Linked DNA regions of Mus musculus: all the other regions are linked to region 6. Evidence: chromatin loops called from intact Hi-C (ENCODE). Cell type or tissue: heart. All regions are shown on one strand. Region 1 holds the start of Echdc2 (enoyl Coenzyme A hydratase domain containing 2). Region 2 overlaps Gm40221 (a long non-coding RNA gene). Region 3 holds the start of Gm40221 (a long non-coding RNA gene). Region 4 has its middle 4.3 kb from the start of Scp2. Region 5 holds the start of Scp2 (sterol carrier protein 2, liver). Region 6 holds the start of Coa7 (cytochrome c oxidase assembly factor 7). Region 7 holds the start of Cpt2 (carnitine palmitoyltransferase 2).

Region 1 (4,000 bases), 160 kb after region 6:
ACACTGGTAGTACTTCCTGTCTGCCGAAAATGATGTGCAGCAGGGTGTGGTGGCGCACACCTTGGATCCCAGCATCCCGAGGCAGAGACAGGCAGATTTCTGAGTCTACAAAGTGAGTTCCAGGACAGCCAGGGCTATACAGAGAAACCCTGTCTCGAAAAACCAGAAAAAAAAAAAAAAAAACCCGATGTGCACCACAGAGGGTGATGTATCCATCAGCAGGAAGGTGGTGGTTTAGATTTATTCAGAAAAACAGCTCTTTGAAATTTGGTGCAGGCCTTGAAGAGATGCTATAAAAAGCCCAGTGCAATGCCATCTGTGCAAGTGAAAATTGATTCGAGAGGCCAGCAAGACCTCCAAGTGGAGGCTGGAAAGATGGCTCCACAGATAAGAACACAGGCTGCTCTTCCAGAGAATCTGGGTTCAAGTCCCAGATCTCATATGGCCGTTCACAACCCTCTGTCACTCCAGTTCTGGGGTAAGAACACCTCTTCCAGCCTCCACAGGCACTCATGTGATGCACAGACAGAGAGGCCAGCAAAGGAGATAAGAAATGACCTTTTAAAAAATGTGCCCAGTGGCAAATGTAACCACTCACATTCAGTAATAAAAATAGTAAATAAGGGGCTGGAGAGATGGCTCAGAGGTTAAGAGCACTGACTGCTCTTCCAGAGGTCCTGAGTTCATTTCCCAGCAACCACATGGTGGGTCACAACCATCTGTAATAGGATCCGATGCCCTCTTCTGGTGGGTCTGAAAACAAGAGACAGTGTACCGACATACATGAAATAAATAAATAAGCCAGTCGTGGTGGCGTATGCCTTTAATCCTAGCACTTGGACTTGGGAGTCAGAGGCAGGCGAATTTCTGTGTTCGAGGCCAGCCTGGTCTACAGAGTGAGTTCCAGGACAGCCAGGGCTACACAGAGAAACCCTGTCTCAAAATAAATAAATAAATAAATAAATAACTCTTAAAAAAAAAAAAAAGTAAATAAGCGGGACAGTGGTGACACACACCACTAATCCCAGTACTTGGGAGGCAGAGGCAAGTGAATCTCTGAAGTTCAGGGCCAGCCTGGTCTACAGAGTGAACCCCAGGACAGCCAGGGCTGTTACACAGAGAAACCCTGTTTTGTTTTTTGTTTTTGTTTTTGTTTTTGTTTTTGGGGAGGGGGAGACAAATAAAACAGAAGAACAGGAAGAGACAGGAACAATACAATATCCAACATGGGAACGGAGATGGGATGAGGTTACATTGGAGAAGGATCCGCACCCAGCTAACGCACCTGAGGTCCAAACAAACATACCCACGCTTCACAGCGTATTTTTGTACAATAAAAGACCTTGCTGCCGCCGATGGTTGTGAAGTTTCCCTGTGTGTCCGTGGACCCTGTGGACCGTCCCTCCCTCTCTGGTTGTCCCCTCAGGTCCAGCCAGATTTGCTCCGCCGCCACCCCCACCCCCCACCCCCGTCCCCGATCATTGCCAAGGCTCTAGAGGGAAAAGTCCTGGCTAGCACTGTTGTCCTGATCTCCTGGCGCACAGCCCTGCTCCCAGCTCTCCTCTCGGCTCCACACCTCCCCGGGCCTCTAGAGAGTTTGGGGAGCTCCCCTTCTACCCTGGGAGCCCTGAGATCCAATCCTCCTGCTCTCCCGCCTCAGTCTTCCCATGTGTTGGGTCTCAGCACACAACTTTACCTTGGTTGGGACCTGTCAGAGCCTGCACTTGGATTTCGGGTGTCCTGGTCGTCGCGTGAGAGGCGCAGTCCCGGGCCCCCGAGAACCTCCAGGAGCACGGGAGGCGCAGCGCGCGGGGCAGTACGCGTAGCATCGGGGAGCAGGCCGGCAAGGTGGCGCGGAGAACGGGACCTCCTCGGCAGAGCTGGAAAATCGTAGTTCCGGGGCGGGCGAGGCCTCGCCAAGGGCTCCACCTACGGGCGGAGAGAAAGGTGCGGCGGTCCGCGAGCCTGCAGACCCCAAGTTCAGCTCCTTCGTGAAATCTGGGAATGCTGCAGATTTAATCCGAATGCACGGCTAGGAAGGTGGTGTCCAAAACTGAATGTGTTGTGTGCACTTTCTTCACGTGTACCCTCAGATCATGTCATTTCATCAGTCACTGTGGGGTGGTCTGCACCCACTGACAAGGTCTGCTGTCCTAGAGGCTGTAAGATCGCGTCTGGCCCCTCCCAGTTTAACTAAGAACTTTGGCTCACAGTTATGAACTGCCAGTTTCTGTCCTCCACCGGCCACCTAGCCTTCCTTTGCAGAGGAAAGAAGGGCAATCCAGGGTAAATCAACCAAGCATCTGGGGTGAACAGTCAAGATATGGGTGCTTTGTCAGGCCATCTAATAGTAAAACTCAAGCCACTGATTTTCGTATGTGTAGGAGCAGCGGGAGAAGAGTGTCTCCGTCAAACAGAACCACAAACAGCCAGAGATCATTCGTAGCTACGCAGTGATCTGAAGACCACCCTGTGGCAGACAAAACGAAATAACACAGCAAACTATACAATCTATTTTCAAACTGCTAAAAGGAAAAACAAAAAACAAAAAGACCCAAAACCCTGTTTGTCAAGAATCCCACGTTTAGCAAACTGAAGAAGAAGCTGGGTGCTATGACTTTAATCCCAGATCTCGGGCAGATTTCTGTGTTCAAAGCTAGCCTAGTCTACATATTGATTTTTGGGTCAGCCAGGGAGCTCCACTGAGACGCTGTCAGAGAGAGAGAGAGAGAGAGAGGCAGAGAGAGACACAGAGAGAGACACACAGAGAGAGAGAGAGAGACAGAGAGAGAGGACAGAGACAGAGAGAGAGACAGACAGAGAGAGACAGAGACAGAGTCAGAGGAGAGAGAGAATTCTTGCAGACCAGGAATGGCTATGTGAATATCAGACAAGATGACTTTGTCTATCTTTATGTTGTGTGAAGGGTTTGCCTGTGTACCACTTGTGTGCCTGGTTTCCAGTGACAGAGAGAGGGCAGACAGTCTTTGCTTTTTTAACTGGAAAGACAGGCAGATTGCTGTGACTTAAAGGCAGCCAGGGTTATTTAATCAGACCCTGACTCAATTTTTTAAAGTCTTTTAATCTAAAAAAATTATTTGTATTTTTTGTGCATGAGTGCTTTGCCTATGTGTGCATGTGTACCACAAGTTAGCCTGGAGCCCACAGAGCCATAGAGGTGTCATCTGAAACTGGAGTTACAGACATTTGTGAGCCATCACGTGGGAGCTGGATATCGATTAAGGGTACGTGCAAGAGTTACAAGCTCTAGACCCAATTCACATTCAAATTCGATGAGTTTGTTTCTAGTGCTAGTCAGAAGGACTGGCAGTTCTTAGTGCCAACAATGTGTGCCTTGCAGAAGTGGAGGTTAGGGAGGTTCTAAGGGCAGACATCAGAAAAGTATGCATTACAAAGATCCCTGGACCTCAGAGCTGCATGGGAAAATCCTTCCTTCCTGATACATAGTAACAAAAGGCATTTCACCCCTCTCCCACAATGCTAAGCAGACTTTACAGAAGCAAAGGCAGTTTGTTAATGCCTCACAGTCCATTATCCTGTTCTTTCCGTTTGGTTTGGCTTTTCAAGACAGGGTTTCTCTGTGTCGCCCTGGCTGTCCTGACTTTCACTCTGTAGATCAGTGGCCTTGAACCTGGAGATCCTCCTCTGCCTCCCAAGGGTAGGTTTTAAGGGCGTGGGCCACCACCTTATGACTCCACTTTCTTTTTCTTATCACACCTGAAGGTCACTGGAATCTCTAAGGCATTCCAGAGCAAAAGGTAAACAGTCCTTAAGGGATGCCTGGCTCTGTATCAGTCTCTTTAGTCATCACGGGACCTATGTAAGTTAACTCATGATGTAGACCAGGCTGGCCTCGAACTCAGAAACTAGCCTACCTCTGCCTCCCAAGTGCTGGGATTAAAGGTATGTGCCACCATGCTAACTGATTGATCACTCTTATGGTTCTTCAAAAAGTTCAAAAGAATCCCTGTTGCTTGGG
Region 2 (4,000 bases), 380 kb after region 6:
ACTGAGCAGAGAGGCTCACTGTGGCCAAGGTGTTTGAGACTAGCCTGATTTACAAAGTTGGATCTCAAAAAATAAAAGGAAATAAATTTAAGCAATAAAAATGTTCACTCACTCACCGTTTTCTTCCCCATGCTCCTGGAGATTAGGTAAAAAAAATTGCTGCCTATCTTCCAGAGACAGCTGAGAATAATTAACCTACAAAAAAAAATTTTTTTTAAAATTTTATGTGTATGAGTGTTTAGCCTGCATGTATGTCTCTGTACCACGTGTGTGCTTGGTGCCTGTGAGGCCCAGAAGAGGGTGCCAAATTATCCAGAACTGGAGTTAGAGATGTTTGCAAACTATCATGTGGGTGCTGGGAATTGAACCCTGCAAGAACAGCCAGGGCTCTTAAACAATGAAAAATCTCTCTAGTCCCAGCAGTAAAGAATTGTAAAAAGTTAAACATCTGGGCTTATCAGAAGACAAGAATGTTACACAATATTGTTCTATTTTTCTTCTTAATATAGTTCATTAATTTCATTTTAGGTTTTGGGGTTTTGGTTTGGTTTGGTACTGGGAATTGAACCTAGTGCCTTCTTCATGTGAAGCAACTGCTCTACTCCCGACCTGTCTTCCCAACCCCAGCCCATTGTTTTAAATTGGCAAATCAAATGATATATATTTATTCAGGGACGCTCGGTCTTGTTCTTAATTACTACTCACTGCCATTGTCAATGATCCCTGTAGCTGTTTTCCATAACAGAGATGTAATATTCCATTTCAGTGAGGACCTTGTGTTGACTAGTCTTATGTCAACTTGACACAAGCTATAGTCATCTGAGAGGAGGGACCTTCAAGGAGCAAACACCTCCACAAGATCCAGCTATATGCAGGCAAGTCTGTAGGGCATTTAAAATTAGTGACTGATGGGGGGAGGACCCATCCCATTGTGAGTGGGCCACCCCCGGACCGCTGGTCCTGGGTTCTATAAGAAAGCAGGCTGAGCAAGCCATGGGAAGCAAGCCAGTAAGCAGCACCCTTCCATGGCCTCCGCATCAGCTTCTGCCTTCATGTCCTGCCTGATTTGGGTCCCTGTCTTGGCTTCCCTCAATGGACTGTGATTCAGACACGTAAGCCAAAGAAGTCCTTTTCTTCTCAACTTGCTTTTGGTCATGGTATTGCGTCACATCAACAGAAACCCTAATTAAGACACAGATTTGGGCTGGTGAGATGGCTCAGTGGGTAAGAGCACCCGACTGCTCTTCCGAAGGTCAGGAGTTCAAATCCCAGCAACCACATGGTGGCTCACAACCATCCGTAACGAGATCTGACTCCCTCTTCTGGAGTGTCTAGGACAGCTACAGTGTACTTTAAATAAATAAATAAATCTTAAAAAAAAAAAGACACAGATTTTTCATATTTCTGAGTTAAAGTGGTTATATGCATACATATATAGAGAGCATATGGTTCAACAAACAGCCCAGGGTCACAGGGGACCACATATTTGACAGAGATCTGAAATTGCTCTCGCCTTATGAAGGTATATATAGCCATTAAGTCACTGTACAACTCATGACTCTCGTGTTTGTGGTGGTGCTACGCTCTGGTGATTGTGGAAAACTGCACACAGCTCTGTATGGAGACTGATACCTGATACTGGTAACAGGTGGCACTATTGCTAGTTGACTTTTGCCACAGTACTATACTTTCTGCTGTTATTTCAGAGGGAGCACCCTCTACATTTAAGACAACTGGTCGACCCTACAGCAGGCTTCCTTGTGAGAGCATCAGCAGCTTCAGGAAGTTCTCCCCAAGCTTTAGGTGGCTGCTGCATAGACACCAATCTTTCCAGGCCAGAGGGTTCAGGGACATTCAGGTGCTTCTGCGGCATGAAGCTGAGAGCATCATTGGGCCCTAGAGTCTTACAAATTGAAGTTCTGTTTGTACATCGAAGAAACTACCCTGGGATCTCGAATTTCTTAGCGGCTCTTTGAAGGTAATGACTCCAGAACTCACCAAACTCCTATGTATGAGTTGAAAATCCTATGTATGTGGTGAAAATGAACTGTGACTCTCTGGAGAAGGCCACCCCCACGCCAGGGCAGGTCTTCTTGCCCTGAGCCACTTTCTTTTCTCTGTTCCTGTGCTTAAATAATAAACTCCAACTCTGCTGCATATTGGCTTAGGCTGAAAGTCTTTTCTGAGGCAAAGTCAAGGATTTGGCATTACAGGTATCCAAAAAGAACTCTTCAGGGTGTTTGAGATGTCAGAGATACAGTTGGAGCTGTGTCTCTGGCTGGTGCCCTGCCATTGCTGACATAGGACAGTTGAACTCTGGTTGCCAGTCTCTGCTGCCCTCAGCCTGGGAGCCACAGCTCTGCTGTAGTAATCTGCCAAGAACAGTCAGGACTTGGGCAGTGGCTGGCAGCGTTCCACCCGCCCCCACCACCAACTAAAGGCCAACTAGAGACTGCCAAATATGTTCCCAAGCAATCACATAAAGAAATGTTTCTAGTCTCTCTCTCTCTCTCTCTCTCTCTCTCTCTCTCTCTCTCTCTCTCTCTCACACACACACACACACACACACACACACACACACACACCTTCCTGATGAAGGCCAAGACTATATCATGGAGTCTTTTTTATACTATAAACTTTTCCTGATTCTGGCTTACCTTTGAATTTATGCCAAATACAAGTGATGGTAGGTGACTCCCTTGCTCTAGCAAGTTCTGAATTGCTAGCCCGTGGTCTTTACCTCCTCCAAGAGCCTCTCCTCAGTGGCCCGAGTGCTCTGAGACTCCTACCTCTCACCGGTAGCTATTGTCTCTGAAGTTGAACAGTAATAGCCAGGGCAGCTCCCTCCATGCAGTGCACGCTACACATAAATCCCCTTCTAGTTTGCAGGGGGTGTCCTGCTACAGACCCATGCTCTCAAAGTATGCTTGCTCTCAGAGTATGCTCACAGAGATAAACAAACCCAGGATTACCTTGTCACTCTTTGTGAGATGCCCAGTTAACTCCTAGTTATTCTGAATTCTTGAGAAAATGGAATCTTCTGAACCAAGGAGATGGCTCAGTTGGGGACATGCTTGCTGTGAAGGCTTGAGCATGTGAGTTCCTTATCCAGCATCCATGCTAAAAAAAAAAAAAAAAAGTCAGGCTGTTTGTACCTATAGTCACAGTGCTGAGGACATGGAGACAGGAGGGTTCCAGGGGCTTGCTGGCCACTAGTCTAACTGATCTGTATGCTCTAGTGAGAGACCCTGTTTCAAAAAGCAAGGTGGAGGAGCTAGATGGACGGCTTCACTGTTAAGAACACTGGTCCTTCCCAAGGACCCGGATTTGATTCCTAGCACCAGATCTGTAGTTCCAACCCCAGAGAATCCAACGCCCTCCTCTGGCCTCCTTGAGCATTGCAGACACCCGCTACACATACATGTCATCCAAACAACCATACATTGAAAAAAACTTGTTCATGAAAAAAAGGATGGAAACGGATTATGAAAGACCCCCAGCATCAAGCCTCTACACTCTGTGTGATACATGTTGCACGCATGCGCGCACAGAATGGGGTTTTCTTGTGAAGTAGATTTTCTGACAGGGGTGTGTCTAATTTCACAAAGATTGTAGTAAGAAGTCAGAAGCAATAGCCAGATGTAATAATGGTCCACCCTGTAATCATAGCACAGAGAGTATCAGGAGTTGGAGGCCAGCATGGGCTACATAGGGAACAAGACCTCATCTCAAATGGAGTTGTAAGTCCTTGGGAACAGCGTGAGTCACCGCGCTATGCTGAAGCTGGCTGGCTGCGACTAGGGTGGAGTGGCTAACCCTGGCCTCAGGCTACGATAGAACTAAGCATCACAGAAGCTCCTTCTCTCAAATTTATTGCTCATAAAATTGGTTGCCAACCACCTTCATCCTTCCCCCATGTCCCTGGATCTCCGAGTTGTTTAGATTAAGGGTAGACGGGCTGTGGGTAGATACAGAGAGATGCAGAAGGCAGCGGAGACAA
Region 3 (4,000 bases), 390 kb after region 6:
TCAGATTGACATTTAAATATATGATCTTTGGGAAAAGGAATTTGCCCTCCATCAATCAGCTTGTCTGCCTCCCTGGGAGATTTGGGGAACTTTACTACCACATATGTGCAAGCCAATTCCATGTGAACATCAGCCTCTCTCCACACACACTCTGCAGGTTCTGTTTCTCTGGGAAATCGTGACTTATACAGATGCCTTCCCCATCAATGAGTCAATATGGGATCAATCGATGGCAGCCTACCTGAGGCTTCATTTGCCTGGGTGATTGTCACCTCTTGAGAGCCATGCAAGTCATTGGAAAGCAGAGAACCTGCTCAGTATTCAGTAGACTGTCACCCTCTACTGTCACTTCTACTGTCACCCACTACTGCCTCCACTAGTCCCACCCTACCTATTTGCCTATTGACTGACCCTTTTCCCTGATTTTTTCTTCATTTGCCCCCACCTCTGTCTGAAACATATAAAGCCTACAATGGGCAACTTAGGCTGACTTTTAGTTTCCATCTTCCCACTCAGATTTTGTTCCACTTCTGGGCATGCAGAACACTTCTTACCATTCACACTGTTCAAACTGCATGCTCTCCGGGCATTGTGCCCTGTGTTAGGACCAACCACACGGTCCCAGGCTTCAGGATACCCAGAGCCTAGAAAAACCCAGGTTGGAAAGAGATGAATGTGTTTATGATTGGCAGTGCCCCAAGACCACACTGGCTTGGGAGAGGAATGCTCCCTCCCCTACACCTCCAGGAAAGCCCAAATGTTCTTCCTGAATTTCAACCAGGAATTGGCAAAAGACCAAGATCACTGATTCTTTGGGTCAAGCAATCAACACATGGGCCAACACAAGAAGACACCGGGGAACTCCATCTTGGGGTTGGCAAGCTCAGAGTAAGGATACTAAAGAAAAGATGGCTCACAGTTAAAAAGCATGCCCTCTGTCCCAAGCCTCTGTAGGGAATACCCAGTTAGCCCTTGGAATTGTGTAGCTGCAACCCCATTTTACAGAAAAGGAAATGAGAAGCAGGGAACTCATGACTTGACAATGAACCACTGCTTAGTAGTGATGGGGTCAGGATTTAAAGCCACAAAGTCTCACTCCATGGCCTTTGAGCTTCCCTGCTGGACAAGCAGCTAACCCAGGGTCTCTATAAGGAGTTCTGAGCAAGCAGCCAAGAACAATCTCTTGCAAACAGGACAGGGTATTTCCAGTGGATGTGCTTTCCGGAGAGCATCCTTCTGTAAGCTCTTAGCATGTTCTCTGCTTTCTGCATTGGGAAGCTTGAGGCGTCCAACCTCCCCACAGTTGTGACTAATGATGGCACAGCTGCATTTGTGAGCACACACAGTAGTCCCAAGGCTTCTGGAGTGTCTGGATGACATCAGTATAAGATACTTAAAGAGAATTTAAATGCACAAGAACTAAATAAACTCCCACCATTACTCACCGAGATGCTGGCGTGTATAAACAACAGCTTGAGGAGATGCAGCTGGCAGCCCAGGCCCAGGGATTTCTGTTTACCAGCTAAAGTGGTGCCCCCGCGTGGCCAGACTGCAAATACTATTTGCAATGGACTTGGATAGCCCCTTTGAAATTGCATTGTAATTAACGTTTATTTAAATTGAGAAGAGTTATATATTTTAAAGTTACAGACACATGATCAAAATGTATTAGTATTTTATACAGCAGGATTTTATATTCCAACAACTTAAACTTGAGTCAGTTGCCCATGCCTGTGAGGGCTGTGGTTTGGGTGGGTACCATGCATTTGAACTTGATGGGACTTTAGGAAGGAGGAGCTAGGAGGCTCCTGAGAATAAGGGCCATGCAATCCGGGTTTGGGAGGGGTTTTCTAAAAGAACTGACAGAAGTGGACAGCAGAGGCTGTTGTGGTGACACATGCTTGCAATTCCAGCACTCAGGAGCTGGAGGTTCAAGGCCATCCTCCATTACATAGCACACTTGAGGCCAGCATGGGCTACGAGAGAGAGAGAGAGAGAGAGAGAGAGAGAGAGAGAGAGAGAGAGAGAGAGAGAGAGAGAGAGAGAGAGAGAACTACAGCTTGGGAGGAGGCACAGGGCCAGGTCATGGAGGGCCGGCTATTCCTCTCAGGGAGTGGATTGTGCTAGAAGGCAAATCCCTGACTTTAGGATGATTAGGAATCACAGAGCCAGACCCAAGGAGAGAAAACACAAGGAACAGGGACACTGGTCAGCAGACAATTGCCAAGCGGCTCATTTGTTCTTCAGAGATTGACTGAGCCGCTGACTTCATTCCAGACACGGCTCTCTGGGCATTCCAGCCACAGACAATATAGGAAAAGACTCTGGGAGGTTCTGTTTGAGATGATGCTGAGGGCCACGGGAAACAACAAAGCAGGAGCAGAAGACAGAGAATGTGGACGTGAATAGTTCTGGACTTCCTATAAGGTGTTGGGGAAGGCCCTGGCAAGAGGCTGAGTAAAGGACCAATGGGAGCAAGGGGGTCCAGGATCCCAAGTCCCGGCAGAAAGACCAGCAAGGGCAGAGCCCAGCAGCACGGAGGCCAGGAGACTAGAGTGACTGGAGCAGAATCAAGTCCCGTGAGGTGAGTGTGTGTGTGTGTGTGTGTGTGTGTGTGTGTAAGAGAGAAAGACACACACATACAGAAAGTGGGGAGGGAGAGGGAGAAGGAAAAGTAGAGAGAACAGATACTTAACATTTAACATTCAGACTTTGTGGTCTCTTAGAACTGGCTATGCAACTTGGCCACAGTAGTATGAAGCAGCTGCAGATTATGTGAAAGGATGGAGCGGGGCAGGGGGAGGGAGGTGCCTTAGAGATGGGGGGTGGGGGTGGGGGGGAGGGGAGGTGCTGCAGAGATGGCTCAGTGGTTCTGAGAGCTTGCTGCTCTTCTAGAGGATCTGGATCCCATTTCCAGTACCCATGTCGGATCGATTATAACCATCAGTAACTCCAGTTCCAGAGGATCTCATGCCTTATTCTGGCCTCCATGAGCACACATGAGTACACACACACACACATACACACTCATACCCACACTCACACTTATGTATATACACGCATCATGAAAATTAAATACTGGGCTGGGCATGGTGGTGCACGCCTTTAATCCCAGCACTTGGGAGGCAGAGGCAGGCGGATTTCTGAGTTCGAGGCCAGCCTGGTCTACAGAGTAAGTTCCAGGGCAGCCAGAGCTACACAGAGAAACCCTGTCTCAGAAAAACCAAAAAAAAAAAAAAAAAAAAAAAAAAGAAAGAAATACTTCTTTTCTTCTTTTTAAAGAGTGGGTAGGACTGCATCCCAATAAAACTCCCTAGACAAACATGGCAACAGAATGGCCTGACAGTCATGGTTAATCCCCAGTGTTGACACTGTGGCCATTATAAGGCTTTAGTTTCACTGTGAGTGAGCTGGGCGAGCCACTGAGGGGCTTTAAGTAAAGAATGGGCCTGCTCTGACATTTCATTCATGACTTTGGGTGCTATGTGTGACCAGATGGTCAGAGAGCCAAAAGGAGAAGTTGGAGTCTCACTTCACTTCCTCCCATCTGAAGGACGTGGGAAAGTCATTCAGCCTCTCGGGGCTTCTTCAGGCTCCTCCCTTGTAAAGTGGAGAAATAATAATACCATGTCACAGGGCTGAGGTGAAGAGGCAATGAATTAATGTATGTAAAGCACATGGAAAGTGCCAGGCACACAGTATGATCCCACAGAGGCCATGATGGTTGGAACTAGTCAAAGAGACAGACGGTGACTGGAGGGGCTGGAGAGATGGCCCAGCACTGGCTGCTCCTGCAGAGGACCTGAGCTTGATTCTCAGCACCCATGTGGCAGCTCACACGTGCCTGTAACTCCAGTCCCAGGCGATCCAGTGCCCTCTTCTAGCCTCTGTGAGCACTGCATGAACATAGACATATGTAGGCAAACCTCGAACATGTGTAAAAATAAAGTTGAGAAGTTTTTTTTTTTTTTAAGAGACTTGTTTCTAGAGATGTTCCCAT
Region 4 (4,000 bases), 200 kb after region 6:
TTGCGCTCTCCCCCCCTCCCCTCATCCCCTACACCCACACCCTGCATTTCTCAAGACAGGGTTTCCCTGTATAGCCCTGGCTATCTTGGAACTTGCTCTGTAGACTAGGCTGGCCCAGAGGCCTGCCTGTCTCTGTGTCCCAGTGCGGGAACCAAAGGTGTGTGCCAGCACACCCTGATCCTTGTAATTTATTTTTTGATGTTGTGAGTTCGAGAGAGAGAGAGAACTTAGGTTGTCATGAATAAAGCTGAGCTATATCTCTCCAGCTCTATGCTTTTGAAATAGGGTCTTGGGGGGTAGAGAGATGGCTCAGCAGTTAAAAGCACTGACTGCTCTTCTGAAGGTCCTGAGTTCAAATCCCAGCAACCACATGGTGGCTCACAACCATTTGTAATGGGATCTGATGCCCTCTTCTGGGGGGTCTGAAGAGGGCAATGGTGTACTCATATACACAAAATAAATAAATTAATTAAAAAAAAAAAAGAACTAGGGTCTTGCCCTATAGCTCTGGCTGGCCTGGGACTTGCTATATAGGTCAGGTTGTTCTTGGGCTTGCAGCTGTTTGTTGGCCCCTGCCTCCTGAGCGCTGGGATTACATCATCATATTTGCTTTGTTTTTATTTATTTTACCATCAGTTCTAGGTATTTGAGATTATGTCATTTGCTACCTTGGTTCTTTCTCAATCTTCTCAGAATTTATTATTACCCATTTTCTTATTCTTTTCCCCATCTATTTTGTAGTCAATATCTAGTGAGCATCTAGTATTTGTTGCACAACAATTCCTAAGAAATTCTGTTGGAAATCCAGCATGGTGGTCATACTTTTAATGGCAGCACTCAGGAGACAGGTGGATCTCTGGGTTCCAGGATAGCCAAGGCTACACAGAGAAACCCTGTCTTGAAGAGGAGGAGGGAGAGGAGGAGGGAGAGGGGGAGGAAATTCTGTTGGGCTTCAGGGCGGTGTCTCAGTTGGTAAAGTGCTTGCCATGCGAGCATGAGGACCTGAGTTTGCTTCCCAGGACTCATGTAAAAAGTGGGTGCAGCTCCCTCCTAATTCTGTGTCAGAGAGGAAGAGAAAGGCAGATCCCTGCGGTTTGCTGGCCACTCAGTCTACCCAAACTGTTCAGCTCCAGGCTCAGTGAGAGACTCTGCACAAAACAATGAGGTTGAGAATAATTGACACCTCAGTTTCGCCTCTTGCTGACTACACACACACACACACACACACACACACACACACACACACAGAGAGAGAGAGAGAGAGAGAGAGAGAGAGAGAGAGAGAGAGAGAGAGAGAGAGATTTGATTTGGCTGGTGGCTATGTCTGATCCATAAATCACATTGATGTCTTTATCAGCCAATCTGACTTTCAAGAATGAAATACTCCTTTAGTTAAGTGCTTACCTGGTGCTAGGTTCTAGGGATCCATAAGAAAAGAGGAGACCTTTCCCCCCATAGTTCTGATTTACTCAATAGATTAAGGATATAAATGTTTTGAATTTATGCTTATTTAAAATTTTTATACATTATTATTATTATCATTAGAGAGAGAGTGTGTGCATGTGTGTGTGTGTGTGTGTGTGTGTGTGTGTGTGTAGACAAGAGTTGAAGATGGACACAGAAGCCAGAAGACCACTTTCAGTCTGGTTCTCTCCTTCCTGTGGGTCCTGGGGATCAAACTCAGGTTGTCAAGTTTTATCAGCATTTACCTTTATCCACTGAGCCATCCTACTAGCTCTTATGCTAATATTAACAAAGACTTCATCTTTATTATTTTAATTGTGTGTGTGATGGATACTTTTATGTCAACTTGATGTAAACTAAAGTCATTTGAAAGAAGGGAATCTCAGTTAAGAAAATGCCTCTGTAAGAGGCTGTAGTCAAGCCTGTAGGGCATTTTCTTAATTAGTTTTTTTTATAGGAGAGAGCCCAGATCATTGTGCGTGGTGCCATCCCTGGGTTGATAGTCCTGGGTTCTATAAGAAAGGAGACTGAGCAAGGCATGAGGAGCAAGCCAGTAGACAGCACCCTTCCATGGCCTCTGCATCAACTCCTGCCTCCGGGTTCCTGCCCTGTTTGAGTTCCTGTCCTAACTCCCTTTGATAATGGACAGCGATATGGAAGTGAAAGCCAAACCTTTCCTCCCCAACTTGCTCTTTGGTCATAGTGTTCCCTCACAGCAATAGAAGTTCTAACTAGGACTGTTTGCTAATGGGTCTGTCTGTGTGCATGCGCTTTGATCTGTCTTTCCAGACCCTTTTTGATTATTTTTCAAAGAGATTCTTTGTTTTTATGTATATGAGTGCTCTAGCTGCATGTACACCTCCGTGCCAGAAAATGGCATCGGCTCCCATTACAGATGGTTGTGAGCCACCATATAGTTGCTGGGAATTGAACTCAGGTCCTCTGGAGGAGCAGCCAGTGCTCTTAACCTCTGAGCCAGCTCTCCAGCCCTCGTTATGCTGATTTTTAAAACTGTGTATTTATTGATATTAGTAAGATGTGTGTGAATTTCCACTAGGCCTTTGGAAATAATGAAAATGACCTATGGACTATGGGCTCCTTTGTTCCATTCTCCTGCCCCCTGCAAGTCTTTTCTTGTAGTATTCCTGAGGGCAGCCAATCTCAGTTTGAACTTGGCTTCCCCCCAGAAACAGTGTGCAGAAGGCAGGAGTGCTCACAGATAACCATTGGGGAAAATCAGCAATATTAACCACACAGAAATTTCTCCTCGATGAAGGAAATGAAAACCTGCTCTCCATGCCAAAGGCTGGGACTGGATATTGTTAATTTTCTGGTGATCTTTGTTAACTATAGAGCCAGGCCTCTCCCAGACCCCAGCCCCACACCCCCAGACCTCCCAGACCATTTCTCCCAAACTCTCCCTCTCTAAACCATTCTCTTTACTTTTGTTTCTCAGTCAATAGAATCCATCTTTAGGGGAGATGTCACATGTATTTTATACCCTGGTGACGACCTCTATTAGCCAGGGGCCACATCAGATCTTAGGCCTTTAAGCTATAAAACCCATCTTCATGGTAGAGGTCACATGAATTTTGCAACAGTTTTTGATGTCGTTACATATTAAGCTTTACTGTGCATGTGGGAGTGAAATAATAATTGCCTGGAAACATTTTCCCAAAATTATATTGTAATTTAAATTTAAAGATGTCTAAAATAAGCTGGCCTGGTACCAGACTCCAGAAGTTTCTTACCTCAGGCAGATCGTGAAGCTTGCAGGGACCCCACGACAGTGGATTCAGTACTTACCAAGCCTGCTTGGTGTTCAGCATCAGAACTGAAATGTGTTGATGTTTCCTCATAGTGATCCTTCTCTGCTTCCTCCTGGATGCTCTCCATTATGCCTGCAACACGAGTGCTCACTCTCCCTGCTTGTATCTCAGCTACTCGCCTCTCATAGCTAGAGTTTATGAATACCCACCCTTAAAGATTAGTTTCTTTTACGTGTGTGAGTGTTTTGGCTGCATGTTTGTATGTATGCCACATGTGTGCCCAGTTTCCATGGAGGTCATTAGAGGGCATCAGATACAATAGAACTAGACTTCCAGATAGAACTGGACTCCCAGTTGTGAGTGTCCGATGTGGGTGCTGGGAATGGAACCCAGGCCCTTTGTAAGAGTAGCAGGTACTCTTAGCCACTGAGCCTTCTCTTCAGCTCCAAATGCCCACCCATCTACCAGTCTAAAAACAATTACAAGAGGTGTCTTAGAGAGAGAGTGTTCTTCTGGCTAAATGATGCTTTCTGCCATGGAGACCTATGAGGGGCTCTTACTATAGGTTCTAAGGGTTAGAAAGGGTCTCAGAGCTGGGCAGTGATGGCATATGCCTTTAATTCTAGCACTTGGGAGGCAGAGGAAGGTGGATCTCTATAGGTTCAAGGGAAGCATGGTCAGTTCCAGGAAAGCCAAGGCTATACAGAGAAACTCTGTCAAAAAAAAATTAAAAAGAGCTCAGAAATTGTATACACATGAACACACAC
Region 5 (4,000 bases), 210 kb after region 6:
AGCTCTTGGGAGGCAGAGACAGGCGGATTTCTGTATGTGAGGCCAGCCTGGTCTACAGAGCAAGTTAGCCCCCCCCATGCACATTATAACTTCTTCTTCTTCTTCTTCTTTTTTTTTTTTTTTTTTTTTGAGACAGGGTCTCACTTTGCAGATGATTCCAGGCTGGACTTGAATTTGTTTTGAGGCATGTCCACCAGAGAACAGCACACAGACAGTCTGTTTTTTTTTTTTTTTTTAAGATTTATTTATTATTATACATAAGTGCACTGTAGCTGTCTTCAGACACACCAGAAGAGGGCGTCAGATCTCAACTCAGGACCTTCAGAAGAGCAGTGTTCTTACCCGCTGAGCCATCTCGCCAGCTCAGACACAGAAACTCTTTTTTTTTTTCTTTTAAAGGGGATAGTAATAGAGACACAGACACTCTTTTTTTTTTTTTTTTTTTTTTAAGTTTAGGGGATAGTAATATATACCTTTTTTTCCTATTTATTTATTTATTTATTTATTTATGACTGTAGCTGTCTTCAGACACCCCAGAAGAGGGCATCAGATCGCATTTCGGATGGTTGTGAACCACCACGTGGTTGCTGGGATTTGAACTCAGTACCTTTAAGAACAGTCAGTGCTCTTAACCGCTGAGCCATCTTTCCAGCCCGACACAGACACTCTTAAGGCTGAGAACAAACTTCGTATTGATGGCTCCTGGCTACAGAGGATACTTGTCCAATCATGGAAACCCACATTCTGGTTGGCACACTTCAATTAGCAAGAAACAGAACTACGGAAGCCAAAACGTAAGGTTACCACATTTAGAGACTTTCCTGTTTCCTGGAACTATGGACCAGGTCTTTGATGGATTTTGGTCTTTGTACCATTTTTGGCAGAGATCTGCCTGCCTCTTCCTCTCGTGTGGAGATATTAAAGGTGTGAACCACTAAGCCCTGATCTGACTTAATTTTTAAAAAACATCTTATCCGCACATAGAATTCTGACTTTATTAGTGTACATCGTGCTTTTTGCTCATATACTGCGTGTTGTAACTACTCTCACACATACAGAACGTCTCTAACACTCTAGAGAATCCCCACAGGATTCTGAGTTTCCTCTGAGGCCAGAGCTTCCATTTTAGGCCTTCCCTCTCTCACTGTAAAAAGAGGAAGCACAGAAACCGAGGCCTCCTTGAGAAACTTTGCCTGAGTCTAACACAGTAGGTCAAAAGAACCCATAAAGGACTTGGCTCTAGGATCGCCACGCATGCGTACATCCTCTACCCTGCCTCCTCCGGTCGGTTCCCGTAACTCGGCCCCGCCCCTGACGCTGCGGCCCCGCCCCCGACGCCTGGGGTTGGGATAATCGGACCCGACCCGGCTTTGGTTCTGCAAAGCCTCAGTCTGTAGGAGACCTTCGCTGCTGGAGCCATGCCTTCTGTCGCTTTGAAATCTCCGCGCCTGCGCCGGGTGTTCGTGGTCGGCGTTGGCATGACCAAGGTAAACAGAGTTGTGAGCAGCGAGAGATCTGCCTCTGTTATTCCCCGCAGTCCGAGGCGACAGGGAAGCGCGGCAAGGGGACGGTCACAGTCTGCGCTGCTGTCCCTCTGACCTTTCCCTCCAGAGAGGCGACCTGAGGGTGTATGATGCTGTCACTAGGGTCTCAGTATCTTGGGCTTGTTCTCTCAGTCATTTTTTTTTTTTTTAAAGATTTATTTATTTATTATATGTAAGTACATGTAAGTAAGTACATTGTAGCTGTCCTCAGATACTCCAGAAGAGGGCATCAGATTTCGTTACGGATGGTTGTGAGCCACCATGTGGTTGCTGGGATTTGAACTCCGGACCTTCGGAAAAGCAGTCGGTGCTCTTAACCACTGAGCCATCTCGCCAGCCCCTCTCAGTCATTTTTTTATTCGCCTTCCTGTTTGCTTATTCTAGCTTTTTAGTCTGTGAAGGAGCCCCCAACACAGCACAAATCTCACACTTCCTTAGATTCTAAATCCCGAGTAGGCCGGCCGGGTGGTTCACATCTCTAGTATGAGCTTTAGGAGATGCAGCCAGGAGAACTGCTGCGAGTCTGAATCATATCAAGACCTTGTTTCACAAAACAAAGCAAACCAAACCGACAAACAAAACAAAACAAACAAACATGTGGTTGCTGGGATTTGAACCCAGGACTTTCAGAAGAGCAGTCAGTTCTCTTACCCGTTGAGCCATCTCGCCAGCCCTATCTTGTCTTTCTTACCTCTAGAGCCTTGAGCTTAGCTCTAATTTACTTTGATGCACTGGGATTCTTTGTTCAGATGACTATATTCTCCTAATGTATTGCTACAGGGTGGGTACCACAATTATTTACTGCTGTATCACTCACAGTGATAAATCACTCGTGCCTAATGACAGTGAATGTTAGATGATTGATATTAAATGGATTTACTGGTGAAAGAGTTACTGTGAAGAATCTTTTTGTACTGTAAAAAAAAAAAACAAAACCCAAATTTTACATTATCTTAGTAACAGGTGAAAACAAATAATTTATTCAAAACATGTAAATAGAAAAGTTGACTAATATGTTCTAAAACTTAAAGGGCATCCCACTGTTTCTCAGAGGGGGAGCTTCTCATATAGTAAGTAGGTGGGCAGTAAAACTTTCCAGAATATTCTCTAGATTTTTTTTTAAAAAAGTATCTTATATGGCCCTGGCTGGCTTTAAACTTCTGATTCAGTCTCTCAAACTGCCCCCCCCCCTCTGAACCTGCAAGTGTCCCTGATCCCCATGCCCTGCTAGTATGTTGTTCCATTTTAAAGTGTCTTCCCATGATTGCTTAATGTCTGTTTATATGGGCTGTATAGAAAAAGCATAGTTTCTGAAAAAAAAAAAAAGATATGTTTAATTTTTTTCTAGTTGGGAGGTGGAGGTGAAGGGGATATTAATATTCCTTAGGGAAGAGAAAAAGGAATTAAAGATGGTTTCATCATTTAAGCATATATGCAGTACATGTGCTATGTGTTATATGTGAGGGTGACCGTGACAAAAATGAATAAAAGCAAGATTGGGCAGGGGACATGACTCACTCGGTAGACTGCTTGCCAAACATGCATGAAGCCCTGGGTTCTATCCCTAGTCTGCATACACCAGGCATGGTGATGTCCACCCATTGTTCCAGCATTCAGAGGGTAGAGACAGGAGAATCAGAAGTTCAAAGCTGTCCTCAAGTTTACATAGCAAGTTCAGAGCCAGCCTAGCTTTTGTAAGACCTTACTTTAACCAAAGAGCAAGGGTCAGCAAAGATGGCCAGTGTGTGAAAGGCTTGACAGTCAGAGTTTGGCCCCTTGCCCTCACTTAGTATGAGTGTGCCCCCTACACATATACACACATACTTACACACTAACAAACTGAAGATATTTATTTTATAAATATAGTATTTGTATCATATATAATATAATTTTTATAAATAAAAAATATATATTTATTTATTTATTATATTTTTTGAGACAGGGTTTCACTGTGTAGCCTGGGCTGTCTTGGAACTCACTCTGTAAACCCAGCTGGCCTTGAACTCACAGAGATCTGTCTGCCTCTGCTTTCCGAATACTGGGATTAAAGACAGATTTTTAAAAACCCACATAAACAAACAAAAAAGAAGAAAGAGAGAGAAAAAAGGAGAGTTTGACATTTTTAGTTAAGCAAGGAAGATTGAAAAAATGAACTTATCTCTTGGTTTTTTTTTCTTCCAAGTATCATTAAAACAGTGAGGAACAATACACATTGGAGCAGCAACTGTAGGAGAGATGCCAGAAAATATTAAAAGCGGATGGAAGCCAGGTTTGGTGGCATCCCGGCACTCTGCAGGTGGTGGCAGAATTGTCTCAAAACCAAACAAAACCCAACTACCACAAAAAAGGGGAATTAATTGAAATTCTCCGTGTGATGCTACCTAGCTTTGTTTGTAGGAAACATACCCAAATGTATACTACCTTCCTGGCAGAGGTTGGGGGAAATATTTGAAATG
Region 6 (4,000 bases):
TTATTACCTCTGCCTGGCAAAGACTTACAATGGTTCCTTTCCTCCTTCAAAGCTTTATTCAAAAGCCATGTCATTGGGCAGTGCCCTTCACTCAGTTCTTTTTATCACATTTCACTTACCTTAAAAAAACTTTTTTTTCCCTCGAAAAAACTAAAACAAAAAAAAAATTTTTTTTTAAAATTTTGTGCTGGATGGTGGCAGCCCACACCTTCTAGCACTTGAGAAACAGAAGCTTGCAGATATCTTAGTTTCAGGCTAGCCTGATCAACAGAAGGACAGTCAGGACTACACAAAGAATAACACCTCAACAAATTAATTAATTTATTAATTTGTTAACAGGCCTGTGGCTCATGCCAAAAACTCAGAAGATAGAGGAAGCAGTTCTGAGTCCAAGGCTAGCGTGGCCTACACTGTAAGTTCTAGGCCAGTCAAGGCTACATAATGACAGTCTCAAAAAAAAAAAGATTTAATTTTTATTATTTTAAATTATGGATGTGTGTATACGAGCATGTGGTGTGGTGGCAGCAGAGGCCAGAGGCATTGGATCTCCTAGAACTTTAAATGGGCTCCTAATTACTGGACCACCACTCCAATCTCCCTCTCCAATTCTTTTTTTGGGCCGGGTTTTGCTATGTAGTTCAGGCTAGTCCTTAACTCCTGAGTTCTAAGTGATCCTCCTTCCTCAGCCTCCCGAACGCTAGAATTACAGGTGCAAGATGCCAACCAATTCTGGCTCGCATTTACTACTAGCATATATTTCATTTATTTCCTGCATGTTAAATGATTCCCTCAAAGACATGTACACCGAGGTTCTACTTCACCCTCACACCTCCAGTCCTAGCACCCTAAACTTGACTACACAGCATCTAGCCTGAGGGCTCCGCCCTCCGCTGCAGGCCCCGCCCCCGATGCACTACAACTTCCCGCCCACAGGCCCGTAGTGACCCTGACCCGGTCCTTAGGCGTCCTCGGCCCGCCACGTGACCACGACTGCACCCCACGCTCGCTCCCCTCCCCTATGTCCCAGGCTGCGCAGTTGGCGCTCACCCTCCGGGTCCTTCTCGCGGTAGCATTGGTAGTGACACTCCACCTCCATGTTCTCCAGGAAGGACTTCACCTGCTCCTCGTCCTGGAAGTCAACCAAGCCCGCCATGATTCCGACTCCCACAAATCGCTTTGTGGCTCCACCCTCAGTTACGTGAGCCAGCCCAGGGGCGGGGCATGCCGGCGGCGTGCGTGACGTCAGCGCTCCTCAGTACGGGGGCGGGTTGGAAGGAAGGAGACGATTACCGCTTCCCATCATCCTTTGCGGTGGTAGCTCCCCACCCCCCCCACCCCTCCAGGCTTTTATTCTTCTTTTTGGACAGCCCTCTCCCAGGTTTCTGCGTCGGTTTATCTGAGGCCATACTGCCCCTTAATGGTTTTCTCCCTGTAGTCTGGATCAGCCAGACATTCTTCAGTTCCGGTTCTAAAGCCGACACAGCCGGGAGCTCAGGTCCCAGCCTTACCAAAGCTTACAGCGTTGGGCTGCAGCTCACCACCAAGTACTCTGAAGCATCGTAAAACAGAACTTGAAATCTATTCCGAAAGCATTCGTTCATTTGGGTGGCAAGCATTTTGAATACCTTGTGTGTCCCAAATATGGCCGGAAAAACCGAAATAAATAAATCTGTGCAATTGCCACGGGATGCCCTTATCTCTATATTCTTTGTAGACCCATCAAAATCATCCATATTAATATGACTGCGAGTTATGATTAGAACACATCAGTGGTCGGGATTATAGTGACAACATGGTCACTATAATAGTTTTAGAACAGCAGCATGGCGGATTGAAGCCAAGGAACACTATGAAGTCATATGATGCAACAGATCTTACCGAAGAGGTTTATTGGGGCAAGGAGAAAGGGAAAGGCCGATTGGGAATGGACTCATGGTTTTAAAAGCAGTTCCATGACACATCTTTCACAGGATAGCACAAGCTCTGCGTTACTCCAGAGCCTCTGGCTAAAACTGACTTTTATGTATGGCTTCTCCTGTTTTTCCTTTGATAGAATCTCACTTTGAGACAATCCTCCCCCCTCAGCCTACTGAGTACTGTTGCAGATACAAGCTCCCACATCCACCTATCCGTGTTCTTTTTATCTTGTTTATATCTGTAATCACTAGAGGGAGCCCTTAGAATACATGGTCCAGGATGAGAAGGCCTGACCTTTACTTTGGAGCCTCCCTCCTTAACCTACTCCTACTGGATACATCTAGAAGCTTACTTGCTTTGTTCTGTATAACTGAGACAGGCTGACTCCATGACAGGCTTCACATTGGCAGTTCAGGAGACTAGACATAAATCTCTGTTTCCAAGAACTGAGCAAGCCCAGGCCTCAGAAGAGGCCACACCACCTGGCCTCCAGGAGTTCCAGGATAGCTTGGAAAACAGTAAGCCATTATTAAAAAAAAATAATAATAATATTTAGGCTGAAGAAGTAGCTCATCTGTTGGAGAACTTGCCTGGTCCCTTGGGTTCAGTCTTCATCATGTCCTAAAACAGGCATGGTGCAATCCTAGCACTTGTTGAGGTAGAGGCAAGGGGGGTCAGGGTTCAAGGTCATTCTCAGTTGCATACCAAGTTCTAGGCCAGCCAGAGAAACTTCTTCTCTTCTCTTCTCTTCTCTTCTCTTCTCTTCTCTTCTCTTCCCTTCCCTTCCCTTCCCTTCCCTTCCCTTCCCTCCCCTCCCCTCCCCTCTCCTCCCCTCCCCTCCCCTCCCCTCCTGTCCCCTCTTCTCTTCTTATCCTTTCTTCTTCTTCTTCTTCTTCTTCTTCTTCTTCTTCTTCTTCTTCTTCTTCTTCTTCTTCTTCTTCTTCTCTCTCTCTCTCTCTCTCTCTCTCTCTCTCTCATTTTCCAGACAGGGTTTCTCCGTAGTCCGGCTGTCCCAGAACTCACTCTGTAGCCCAGGCTTTCCTTGAACGCAGAAATCTGCCTATCTGCCTATCCGCCTGCCTCTGCATCTGAATGCTGGGATAAAGGTATGTATCACCATGCCTAGTTGAGACCCTTGTGTTCAAAATTAATTTCAGTCAGGCATAGTGGCATATGTTTATATTCAGGTGGCTGGGACAGGAAGATAGTTGTGTGTTAAAGGCCAACCTGGGCTACATAACAAGATTGCCTTTGTTGGGGACCAGGAACCACCATAAAAACACTGTTCTCAGTTAAGCAAAAACAGTTTATTGAATGAATACCCCAAAATTGGACATTCAGGGCCACAAAAAGGACTCGGGAACCTAATTTTGTGGTACTAGTGTATTCTCAGGAAAGGCTTATAAAGGAAACACACACTGAGCTCATATGTAGGCGTAGGAAGTGCTGCCCAGTGGTCAGCTCTGACTCAAGCCATTTTAGACATAACAGTTCATATTGACCTTTGATTTTTATGGGTCCGACGTAAAGCTTTGTGGAATTTCTTAAGATTAACATACCACATACAGAACATACAGGGTATATGATTAGCCCAAACTTGAGTCAGGTTATTTTTCTGTGTCCGTGACTGGCAGGCATTTTATAGCAATAATATGAAATAGTTGGTAGGCATGAAACAAAATGGCTACATACATGTTGGTGGAGGGCAGACCTCAACACCTTAAGTAAGAAACTAAACCTAGGGCTGGTGAGATGGCTCAGTGGGTAAGAGCACCCGACTGCTCTTTCGAAGGTCCAGAGTTCAAATCCCAGCAACCACATGGTGGCTCACAACCATCCGTAACAAGATCTGACTCCCTCTTCTGGAGTGTCTGAAGACAGCTACAGTGTACTTACATATAATAATAAATAAATCTTTAAAAAAAAAAAAGAAACTAAACCTAAAAAAATAAAGTTAAATAAATTAAACTCTGGGAACCGATAGTTACTGAGTAGTGTGTTTGCTTAGCAGATGCAAGGCTTTGATTAGCTCTCCACCCCTCTAAAGCAAAAAATACGCATGAAGGAAAATACACAGAACTCT
Region 7 (4,000 bases), 400 kb after region 6:
TGAAGTGTGAACTCTTTCTCCTCCTCTCTAGTTAAAGTCTCTTGTTTCTAAGAACGTTCACTTTGATGGCTTTTGTGGCTCAGTCACTTTTGTGGTGCGCCACTCAAGGGACGACAGTATCCCCACAGGTTTCAAGGTTTTGAAAACTACTAGGATTTGGAGACAACTGATCTTTTGTTTTTGAGACAGTTTCTCTGTGTAGCCCTGGATATCCTGGAACTCACTCTGTAGACCAGGCTGGCCTCGAACTCACACAGAATCGTTTCCCTCTGCTTCCCAAGGGCTGGGATTAAAGGCCAGCATTCCTGGCCTGACAAATGAACTTTTTCAGAAAGGATTTTATATTCTTCCTATGACACTCTACAGTACAGACAAGAGATTCTGATACTTTGAATTTGGGCCAGATAGGTCTGTTCTCAAGGGAGGAAAATTAGAAGTTTGGTATTTTTAAAATTTTGTTTTAAAATTGCCATTTTATTATGTTGTGTGTGGAGGTCAGAGGACATCCTTCACAAGTCTGTTCTCCTTTTCCACCATTGTGTCTCAGGGACTTAACTCAGATCATCATCAGTGCCAAGGACCTTACTCCCTGAGCCATCCCACCCGTCAACATCGAATCAATTCTCAGGCCTCCACCTTCCCAGTGCTGGGATTACAGGCATGCACCACCATATTTGGTTGGTTTATGTGATACTAGGGATCAAACCTAGGGTTTCATGCATGCTAGGCAAACACCCTGCCCACTGAGTTACATCCCTGGTTCCCACTAGCTTTGAATTCTGTGCTTAGCTCTTCAGTCAATGAAGAAAAGTTCTTCAGTATGGAGCTGGTAAGTGAGTTTCCTGTTTAACTGCTGGTCATCTAAATAAGGACAGAGCCCGAGAAACAAACTCAGGTCCCCTGAACTCCAAATCCAGTGCCCTTTGGGATGTGTTCCAGCTCATGGCTCTGCCTACCTACTTATGGAACAGACAAAATGTACTTGGCTGCTTCAGATCTACAGGGTCCTGACAGACAGCTGGAGCTAAAGGAAGGTTGTGTTTCCAGAATGGAATTCTGTTGTGCTTCAAGTGAGAATAATTCACTATGTAAAATAAGTGGTAGCAGAACCTATTACTTCTTTAGCTACAGATGAGGCAGAGACCAGAGGGGTATGGTATATGTTGCTTGCCTGTGGTGGTTTAGCGATGGATGGGGATGTTCACGTTCAAGAATCTTTGAATTCCTGAAAAGTTTGGGACTTCAGGACCCATGTGTGCTGACAGGTAGCCTCCTACGGTGGACTGAGGCTAAAAGACACCCAGAACTAGAGGACAAGGGTTTCCTCTTGGTAGGGAACCTGTTTTGTTTTTTTCCTTTGAAATATTCAATCTGAAAAAGGATGCTCATTTCTGGTTCCTGTACATTCTTTTTCCTTCCTTCCTCTTGTTTTGATTAAGACACAGTCCCGTGTAGCCCAGGATGGCTTCCAACTCGCTATGTAGCTGAATATAGGCTAGAATTCTTGACACTCTGCCTCTGCCTCTCCTTCAGATTACAGGCATGCACCCCCAATTTCCAGTTATACATTTTTAATAATATTTTTATTAGATATTTTCTTTACATTTCAAATGCTATCCCGAAAGTTCCCTATCCCCCCCCCACCCCACCCCACCCCCACCCCCCCCCGCCCCGCGAAGCCACACACTTCAAAGACTTCAGGCTTGGGGAATGCTACACGGACCTAGTATGAGTAAAGTATTCTGCCTAACAAATTATATTGGTGAAATAAGTATGACTATTGTTCAGTAAATCTAGAACTGTGGAGGCGTTTGTTGATCTTGTTCTCTACTTAGAAGACAAAGGTTTGAAATGTTCTTGGTCTCTAGAGACCAAGCCTTGACAAGGATAGGTCTGCCAAATGCCAAGTTTCAGCGTTTCTTTTTTCTCTACTTTTGATTTCTATCCAGTTCTGTGAAAGGAAAAGAGGTTAGCTTCAGAGTTACATGCCTGCCACCTTCGGGCAAGAAGCTGGGCTTACTATAGTTTAGAGACCGCTTCCGGCCCAGGTGGGCGTGGCCGCCTCTTGGGCGTGGCCACGATGTGGGCGGGCTCTGGGAGAGGCCAAGTGTGGGCGGGGCCACCGCCTATCGGTGCCCGGAAGTGCCCCTGTGGGCGGAGTTGAACTGGACGTTAAGTCTCTACGGGTGTCCCGGGCCTGAGGGCAGCGGCCTGCTTGCTCGGGAACTCCCTCAGCCACCGCGTCCTCAAGCCGCCATTGCCGCCCGGGACGATGATGCCGCGCCTGCTGTTGCGTGACTGGCCCCGGTGCCCCTCGCTTGTCCTGGGAGCCCCTAGTCGGCCCTTAAGTGCTGTCTCGGGGCCCGCCGAGTATCTGCAGCACAGCATCGTACCCACCATGCACTACCAGGACAGCCTGCCCAGGTGAGCCCAGCCTCCTGGCCCCGGCCCAGACCCGACTCCTGGTGCTTAGGACTTGCCCTGAACCTCCGGCCCTGGAGGCAGTCACATTCCCCAGCTTGGAAAGCCTGAGACTTTGAAAATTCCCTGGCTCAGAAGATTCAGAAACTTTAAAGTCTCCTCCGCAACCCTCCCGTCTACAAGTTCATCTTGAATCCTACAAACTCCTGCCCGCTCCATTAATCTTTCAGACAGCTATCCTGAGCCCTACACACTTAATGCCTGAAAATCACCCGAATCCTTTCTACTAGGGTGGTCAATTCCTTGTTTTGTTTTGAGGGTTTGTGTGCCCTAGAACTAGCTCTGTAGACCAGGATGGCCTATTAGAGATCCTCTTGCTTCTGCCTGTAGAGTGCTGAGATTAAAGATATAGGGCACCCCCATTGAGGGAGGATAGCCAGTTCCTAACATGGGTCTCCCTCGGGTCAGTGTCCCCTATTCACCTTTACCTGTTGCTGAGAACACCCAGCCCACTCCTCTTCCAGTACCTGTTCTGGTAGTGTCCCATCGTTGCTGCAAGCACATCTTTATCCTCATTTTAGCATTCTCCATCTTCTGCTCCATCTTCTAAGGTCAGCCTTAACCTAGAACTTTTTCATACCCACCAAACCTTCCTCAGCACTCTTTCGGGTGGTCCCCAACACCTCACCCACACTACCTGACCTATTCAAACAGCCCTAATAAGTGTTCCTCCATGTCCGTCACCCCCTGTCCCCAATACCCAGTACTTCCTTAAATCTGGAGTCTAGTTTTCTCGTTGATCTCTCAGCTTTGTTCTAGGTTGCCAGAATAGAAATTACCTTCACTCTAAGCCAAACCTAAATTGTCTTTGCATTCATTGTTTATTTCCCAAACCAAGCTCCAAACCTGTTTCAAATCCCCCTCACTGTCCTGGCCCAGCTGCCAGTGATCCTTCCTGCTCCATCCGGGAAAAGACACACATTGTACCATGGTATTGTTCCCTGCTGTGGGGTTTGTTTTCCTCCGTGTCCAGCAGTTATTTAACCCAGTGTCATCTGCCCACCGTGCCTTCTCAGCAAGAACCCAGTGTGCTTATGTGTGAGACCAGCTACAGTGAGGTTATCTGAATTCAGCAGGACGGAGGGGGAAAGAGAAAGGGACTTTGCTATTGCAGGATGAGGGTGTGACCTGGCTTCTCCAGACAGCCTGTGTGAGCTGCATTAATATGTAGGGGAAAGGTGAGGGCTTGGGAAAGAGAGTTTTCATTTGCTGAGTCAGATGGGCACTGACTTTCAGGCAGGCCTGTGCCTTACCCAGGTTTAAGATCAGGTGGACTGTCGGTAGTTTAGAATTGGAAAACTGTAAGAATATTCAACATAGTTTAGTCTTGTCCACAGCACAAACGTCTGTAAGATCCTGGAAGTATAAATAATATTGCTTGTCAGGTGTAGTGGCAGGTTCCTGGAATTATAAATACTATCACTAGTCAAGGGTAGTAGTGCATACCTTTAATCTTAGCATTCAGAAGGTGGAGGCTGGCTGTGAGTTCAAGGCCTGCCTCATCTATATTGTGAGTTCC

The links. Hi-C counts contacts between places; a loop is a spot of excess contacts. Peaks named below come from ENCODE experiments on the same cell type or tissue, not always from the same donor. Only the 100,000 strongest peaks of a DNase experiment are listed, where the experiment ranks them.
Region 1: a loop joins it to region 6, with 3 times the contacts of the local background. A loop is called at or near these places in 6 of 42 quality-filtered maps.
Region 2: it touches region 6 in a loop (4-fold over the local background); 9 of 42 quality-filtered maps call a loop at or near these places.
Region 3: it touches region 6 in a loop (2.6-fold over the local background); 12 of 42 quality-filtered maps call a loop at or near these places.
Region 4: a loop joins it to region 6, with 5 times the contacts of the local background. A loop is called at or near these places in 5 of 42 quality-filtered maps.
Region 5: a loop joins it to region 6, with 4 times the contacts of the local background. A loop is called at or near these places in 5 of 42 quality-filtered maps.
Region 7: a loop joins it to region 6, with 2.5 times the contacts of the local background. A loop is called at or near these places in 12 of 42 quality-filtered maps.

Annotation. Positions count from the first base shown.
Region 1 is chr4:108,163,358-108,167,357 of GRCm38, reverse strand. It overlaps Echdc2 (enoyl Coenzyme A hydratase domain containing 2), which reads right to left and starts at 1,921. Exons shown (of 10, transcript NM_026728.4): 1 at 1,697-1,921. The coding sequence starts at 1,829. In heart, CTCF peaks have their summits at 764 (motif pointing left) and 1,941; DNase peaks (open chromatin) are centred at 1,557 and 1,827; H3K4me3 peaks cover 1,358 bases; H3K27ac peaks cover 735 bases; H3K27me3 peaks cover 318 bases.
Region 2 is chr4:107,942,722-107,946,721 of GRCm38, reverse strand. It overlaps Gm40221 (a long non-coding RNA gene), which reads right to left. Exons shown (of 3, transcript XR_867994.1): 2 at 2,973-3,120; 3 at 1-195. Among named protein-coding and RNA genes, the nearest start is that of Gm40221, 7.3 kb to the right of the region's middle. In heart, a CTCF peak has its summit at 2,324; no DNase peak of the experiment used is centred here.
Region 3 is chr4:107,934,969-107,938,968 of GRCm38, reverse strand. It overlaps Gm40221 (a long non-coding RNA gene), which reads right to left and starts at 1,498. Exons shown (of 3, transcript XR_867994.1): 1 at 1,446-1,498. In heart, a CTCF peak has its summit at 1,543 (motif pointing left); a DNase peak (open chromatin) is centred at 1,488.
Region 4 is chr4:108,120,893-108,124,892 of GRCm38, reverse strand. It overlaps a transcript of Scp2 not described here. Among named protein-coding and RNA genes, the nearest start is that of Scp2, 4.3 kb to the right of the region's middle. In heart, no CTCF peak of the experiment used is centred here; no DNase peak of the experiment used is centred here.
Region 5 is chr4:108,115,866-108,119,865 of GRCm38, reverse strand. It overlaps Scp2 (sterol carrier protein 2, liver), which reads left to right and starts at 1,319. Exons shown (of 16, transcript NM_011327.4): 1 at 1,319-1,487. The coding sequence starts at 1,419. In heart, CTCF peaks have their summits at 1,324, 1,657 and 1,866; a DNase peak (open chromatin) is centred at 1,315; H3K4me3 peaks cover 865 bases; H3K27ac peaks cover 921 bases.
Region 6 is chr4:108,325,338-108,329,337 of GRCm38, reverse strand. Coa7 (cytochrome c oxidase assembly factor 7) reads right to left here and starts at 1,186. Exons shown (of 3, transcript NM_027250.4): 1 at 1,048-1,186. The coding sequence starts at 1,153. In heart, CTCF peaks have their summits at 1,408 and 2,166 (motif pointing right); a DNase peak (open chromatin) is centred at 1,017; H3K4me3 peaks cover 1,873 bases; H3K27ac peaks cover 1,687 bases.
Region 7 is chr4:107,921,739-107,925,738 of GRCm38, reverse strand. Cpt2 (carnitine palmitoyltransferase 2) reads left to right here and starts at 2,150. Exons shown (of 5, transcript NM_009949.2): 1 at 2,150-2,424. The coding sequence starts at 2,273. In heart, a CTCF peak has its summit at 1,993 (motif pointing left); DNase peaks (open chromatin) are centred at 2,138 and 3,578; H3K4me3 peaks cover 2,055 bases; H3K27ac peaks cover 1,662 bases.